Linked DNA regions of Homo sapiens: region 1 is linked to region 2. Evidence: chromatin contacts called from ENCODE Hi-C or POLR2A ChIA-PET data. All regions are on one chromosome and are shown on one strand. Each heading gives the region's core, a stretch centred on a gene start or an enhancer-like site at or near the end of the contact. The rest is flanking DNA. Distances are from core to core; before and after follow the strand shown. Region 1 overlaps LOC100129603 (a long non-coding RNA gene). Region 2 overlaps LOC105375130 (a long non-coding RNA gene).

The links. A loop is a pair of places that touch in the nucleus more often than their neighbours do. ChIA-PET counts read pairs that join two places held with the same protein, here RNA polymerase II (POLR2A). Pooled maps may share reads with other maps.
Region 1: a loop to region 2 is called in a map of natural killer cell, with 2.8 times the contacts of the local background. The contact joins two enhancer-like sites. A Hi-C loop is called at or near these places in 2 of 168 maps with a recorded cell type or tissue (naive thymus-derived CD4-positive, alpha-beta T cell and natural killer cell), 1 of 37 single-sample maps with no recorded cell type and 9 of 50 pooled maps. POLR2A ChIA-PET finds 5 or more read pairs at or near these places in 6 of 52 experiments (K562, Panc1, activated CD4-positive, alpha-beta T cell and 3 more).

Annotation. Positions count from the first base shown.
Region 1 is chr7:3,148,842-3,151,544 of GRCh38, forward strand. LOC100129603 (a long non-coding RNA gene) reads right to left here. Exons shown (of 4, transcript NR_126024.1): 3 at 140-227. Among named protein-coding and RNA genes, the nearest start is that of CARD11, 110 kb to the left of the region's middle. Within about 2 kb of position 1,375, at least 2 of the 41 ENCODE cell types and tissues checked have a DNase peak (open chromatin) inside an H3K27ac peak, as active enhancers do.
Region 2 is chr7:3,107,628-3,110,327 of GRCh38, forward strand. All of the region lies in intron 1 of LOC105375130 (a long non-coding RNA gene), which reads right to left. Among named protein-coding and RNA genes, the nearest start is that of CARD11, 65 kb to the left of the region's middle. Within about 2 kb of position 1,449, at least 3 of the 41 ENCODE cell types and tissues checked have a DNase peak (open chromatin) inside an H3K27ac peak, as active enhancers do.

The DNA of each region.
Region 1 (2,703 bases), core at 125-2,624, 41 kb after region 2:
CTAATTTTTTGTTGTTGTTATTTTGTAGAGATGTAGACGTCTTGCTATGTTTCCTAGTGTATTAGTCTGTTCTTGCAGTGCTGTAAAGAACTACCTGAAATCAGGTAATTTATAAATAAAAGAGGTTTAATTGACTCACCGTTCCACAGACTATACAGGAAGCATGGCTAGGGAAGGCCTCAGGAAACTCACAATCACGGTGGAAGGCAACGGCGAAGCAGACACGTCTTACATGGACAGAGGAGAAGGAAGAGAAAGAACGGGGAGATGCTACATACTTTTAATCAACCAGATCTCGTGAGAACTCACTCAATATCATGAGAACAGCAAGGGAGAATTCCTCCCCCATGATCCAATCACCTCCCATCAGGCCCCACCTGCAGCACTGGGGCTAACAATTCAACACGAGATTTGGCTGGGAACACAGATGCAAACCATATCACCCAGGCTGGTGTTGAACCCCTGGGCTCAAGCAATCCTCGTGCCTTGGCCTCCCAAAGTGTTGGAATTACAGGCGTGAGCAGCTGCACCGGGCCAGGATGGCTTCTTCTCACAAGGAGTGTCTACTCCCAAACCCAGTGCTGACCTTGTGGCCCTGCTCCATGAAATGCTCCAACACCCACCCACCTTCCAAGCCAGCACCAGGGGAGCTGCCTGGCCCATTGCTCTCCCAACACACATTTCGGCCACCAAGCCCTGGCTCCAAACTTGTCCCTTCACTTTATCCCAGATGCAACACCTGCAAATGGCAGCCGTCCATTGATCCCGACAACAAAAACAGTGAGGCATTGACTTCTCCCAATCTGCCCCCAGCCACAGACCAGATTCAGCTGAAACTGGCATCAGCTGGGTGGGATCCTCTTGAGTGGCTCCTTTTGCCTAACGGGCAGGTTCCAGACAGCCTAGCACGTTTCATCAGGGTTGCCACGACCAGGCCCTGTGGATATCAGCAGGCTTTCCTATTCTCACTGGCCAGTCTCTGGACCGGCCCTGGTCTCCCAGCCACAGCACTTCCTCCTGCATCACCTTTGTGGGTGCCCTTAACAGACGTCTGCACCTTTCCCACCATGTACTTGCAACCTCCCTCCTCTGAGAAGCCCTCCGGTCTCTCTCTGGCTTGCAGCAGGGGGGCTGTGGCTCCTCTAGGCCCCCAGAGCTCCTGCAGCTGCCCCTCCCCTGTTGCAGTCCGCACCTCACCACGCTCCACTTCCTCCTTTCCAAACCTGTTGTTCCCACGGCCCTGTGAGTGCCAGGAAAGATGACACACATCTCCTGTCTCTCTCCCCAGCCAAGACTCTGCCCCACAAACAGGCCTGATGTTTTCACACACCTGGGAGTTACTTTAATCTGCGATGCTGAGACATGCAGACATGGGCATCCCTGCCAGGAAAAAAGGAGTTTACACTCACTGACCCCTGAAAACCGGAGGCAGCCCCCGCAGGGCTGCAGGCGGAAGCACCTGGGTGGGTCATGAGTTAGAGAGATAGGGGACTAGTGCGGCTGTCCCCTTATTCAGACAGCTCTCCAATCAGGAAACCACTGTTATTAAAAGTCCCCTTGCTTATTTCATTTTGCTAAGCCTTACTTGCATGCATCGTGTATCTTTCACATAACATTTCCCCATTTGCTTATGTCACAGGGTTCGCTAACTACAGGCGAGAAAGAAAACATTCCCAATGAGTGCAGACACACGTGCCCTCTATTGTGTTCATTCCGGGTTAAATAATTAGGTTATTGGGAGTCTCTGTTTTTGTCTTTGGTTTTTTTTTAGAGACAGGGTCTCACTCTGTCACCCAGGCTGCAGTGCAGTGGCACAATCACAGCTCACTGCAGCCTCGACCTCCCTGATCTCAAGCAATTCTCCCACCTCAGCCTCCCAAGTAGCTGGGACTACAGGTGTGCACCACCACACTCAGCTAATTATTATTATTATTATTATTTGTAGAGACAGAGTTTCTCCATGTTGCCCAGTCTTCTGGTCTCAAACTCCTGAGCTCAAGCAATTTGCCGGCCTCGGTATTGGTGTTTTAAATGCTCAATGTTACGCAAAAATGCTTGGTGGATTCCCACCCCCCACCCCAATACAATGAAACATGGTATCTCATTCAAAAGCGTTGCCCTACTTGTGACTCCTTTCAAGGAGTGGGTTAGGTTGATTTTTCACTCAGCAATCAGCAATAGAGTTTCAATTCATTATTTTAAACTGCTACATAGTATTCTATAATATGGATATACCTAAATGCATCCAGCTACTCTATAGATGAAAATTTACTTTGTTTCTATTTTCCCCCACTCCAGACAATACTATACCATCCTTGGGTTGTTGTTTTTTCCTCCAGTATAAACCACGCAGTAAAAATCATTCATTTTCCGGCCAGGCTTGGTGGCTTACACCTATAATCCCAGCACTTTCGGAGGCTGAGGTGGGAGGATCACCTGAGGTCAGGAGTTCAAGACCAGCCTCACTAACATTAAAAATACTCTATTAAAAATACAAAAATTAGCCAGGTGTAGTGGCTCCTGCCTATAATCTCAGCTACTTGGAAGGTTGAGGTAGGAGAATCTCTTGAATCTAGGAGGCAGAGGTTGCAGTGAGCTGAGATCTTGCCACTGCACTCCAGCCTGGGTGACAGAGCAAGACTCTGTCTCACACAAAAAAAAAAAAAAAAAAAAAAAAAAAAAAAAAATCATTCGTTTTCCTTG
Region 2 (2,700 bases), core at 199-2,698:
TGCAGCCATCACTCTGTGATCTTGAGGGCTTTTAGGGCTTGGTGTACTTGTGACTTTGTCATAGTCAGTAAAAAGCTACTCATTTACTTTCCTTTGCCTGGTGGCCTCCAAGTTGTCTGTGTGCATTCTTGGGCATAGGTCGGACTACCTTTGGGAGGAACTTAGTTTATAGTTTGAAACAAAGATGATAACAGCCCTTTCCCAAAACAAACCCCCTTCCTGCCTGGGGATGAGAGGGCCTTTGTAGGACTAACAAATTAGCCACAAGATTAGAAATAAGGGTTTAGGAGTCACACAGGCGGAGGCTGCAAGATTCTAAGCCTCCCCAAATTGTTTTTGGGGATAACGTCACTATTGTAAAACCCAAGACCAGCGCTTGAGATACTTTGCAAACCCTGCACTTGATGGATCAGCTGGCACCACCCAGATCGATAGACTGGCTCATCTGGTCTTGTGGGCCCCACCCAGGAACTGACTCAGTGCAGGAAGACAGCTTCAACTCCCTATGATTTAATCTCCTTCCTGACCAGTCAGAACTCCTTATTCACCGGCCCCCTACCCACCAAATTATCCTTAGAAACTCCGATCCCTGAATTCTTGGGGAGACTGATTTAATAATAAAACTCTGGTCTCCCACACAGCTGGCTCTGTGTGAATTACTCTTTCTCTATTGCAATTCCCCTGTCTGGATAAGTTGGCTCTGTCTAGGCAGCAGGCAAGGAGAATCTGTTGGGCACTTATAGCTTTGTGTCCTTGGGCTATGTTCTTAGCCTTCCTGTGACTCATTTTATCCACTGTACACAGGGATGTAACTGAATTGAGGATGAATTTTTTTTTTCTTTGAGGCAGAGTCTTGCTCTGTCACCAGGGCTGGAGGGCAGTGGTGTGATCTCTGCTCACTGCAACCTCCGTCTCCCAGGTTCAAGCGATTCTCCTGCCTCAACCTCCTGAATAGCTGGGATTACAGGCATGTGCCACCATGCCTGGCTTATTTTTGTATTTTTAGTAGAGTCCGGGTTTCACCATGTTGGCCAGACTGGTCTTGAACTCCTGATCTCAGGTGATCCGCCCGTCTCGGCCTCCCAAAGTGCTGGGATTACAGGCAAAAGCCACTGCGCCTGGCCAAGGATGAACTTTGTTAATGCGTGAAAGGCGCTGAGAGCAACACCTGACACGCGTTATATGAAAACAACAAATTCTGGGTGTCTTTGCATCCATCTGAGCAGAGAGACGGCTGTGTCTGGAGCCAGCCCAGGGAGGCAGGAGGCGTTCCCTGACATGACATCTCAACAGTGTCTTCCAGCCTTGATTTCTCCACTTGTAAAATGAAAGAGATCATATACTAGTTAGTGAAACCTTTGGCAATCTCAGATGAAATGTGTGATGAGGATGCAGAGTGTTATTGTAATTCCACGATTACAATCTCTGCAGAGCCGGGAGGCAGGAGGCTGGCGGGATACCACTGCCTACACACATACCTGAGGAGTTTTCTGTGTGTCTGTGAGGTTTCTATTGAAAACAAGATTCACAAAGGGAAAATCACCACCAGTCCTGGCCCCGCATAAAAGATAACAAGGAGAAGATAGAGCCTGAAATACCAGGGAGGTGAGACACAAAGAGTCAGTTAATAAATCCATCGAAAGCCCGTCCCCAAACACTGAAGCCAAATTTCATCTTGGAACACTTTGCATAACAAGCAATTTAAGGTAAGGCGGACCCCCGAGAGCTACAGAACGTTTAAATGATGGGCAAATATTTCTGTTTGGTTGTTAGGAGAAATGACTTTTTGAACTCCAGTCTTTGAGTAAAACATGTTTGACCAGCTATAAACAGATTCAAACTATTTGCTTTTGCGGGGCTCCCATTTCATTTTCATGAGGTTAGAGAGTGGCAGGAGATCACTTCGTGAGACAACAGGTTGTAAAGGTTGAAGCTGGTAGCTACGGTACTGAATTGACTGAAAAATACACCACAACCCACACTGCTGTTGAGCCCATTCCGTTGGATGAGAGGACTTGCAATAGGAGTGCTGGCTTCCATCCCTGTCTGCAGGGGAATGTTGGCACCAGAGATGAACAGTGGGCCGTTGGGAATAGAGAATTGCAATTTTTTAAAGAGATAAGATCTTGCTCTGTTACTCAGGCATTTGAAAATGCTTCTCAAAAGACATCATGAAGATAAGCCACAGAGGCTGTCATCCCAGAACTTTGGGAGGCCAAGGCTGGAGGATGGCCTGTGCTCAGGAGTTCAAGACCAGCCCGGGCAACATAGTGAAACCCCATCTCTACAAAAAATAAAAAAATTATCTGGGGATGGTGGCACATGCCTGTAGTCCCAGCTACTTTGAAGGCTGAGGTAGACGATCGCTTGAGCTCAGGAGTTTGAGACCAGCCTGTGCAACAGAGTGAGACCCCATCTCTACAAAAAATACAAAAATTAGCTGCGTGTGGTGGCACATGCCTGTAGTCCCAGCTACTCCAAAGGTTGCGGTGGGAGGATCGCTTGAGCTCAGGTGGTTGCAGCTACAGTGAGCTGTGATCACACCACTACACTCCAGCCTAGGGGACAGAGTGAGAACCTGTTTCAAAAAAATTAAAATAAGCCACAGAATGGAAAGAATATTGGCAGCACATGTATCTGACAAAGGACTTGTGCAGAATATGTAGAGAACTCCTACAAATTAACCCTGAAGAGAACAAC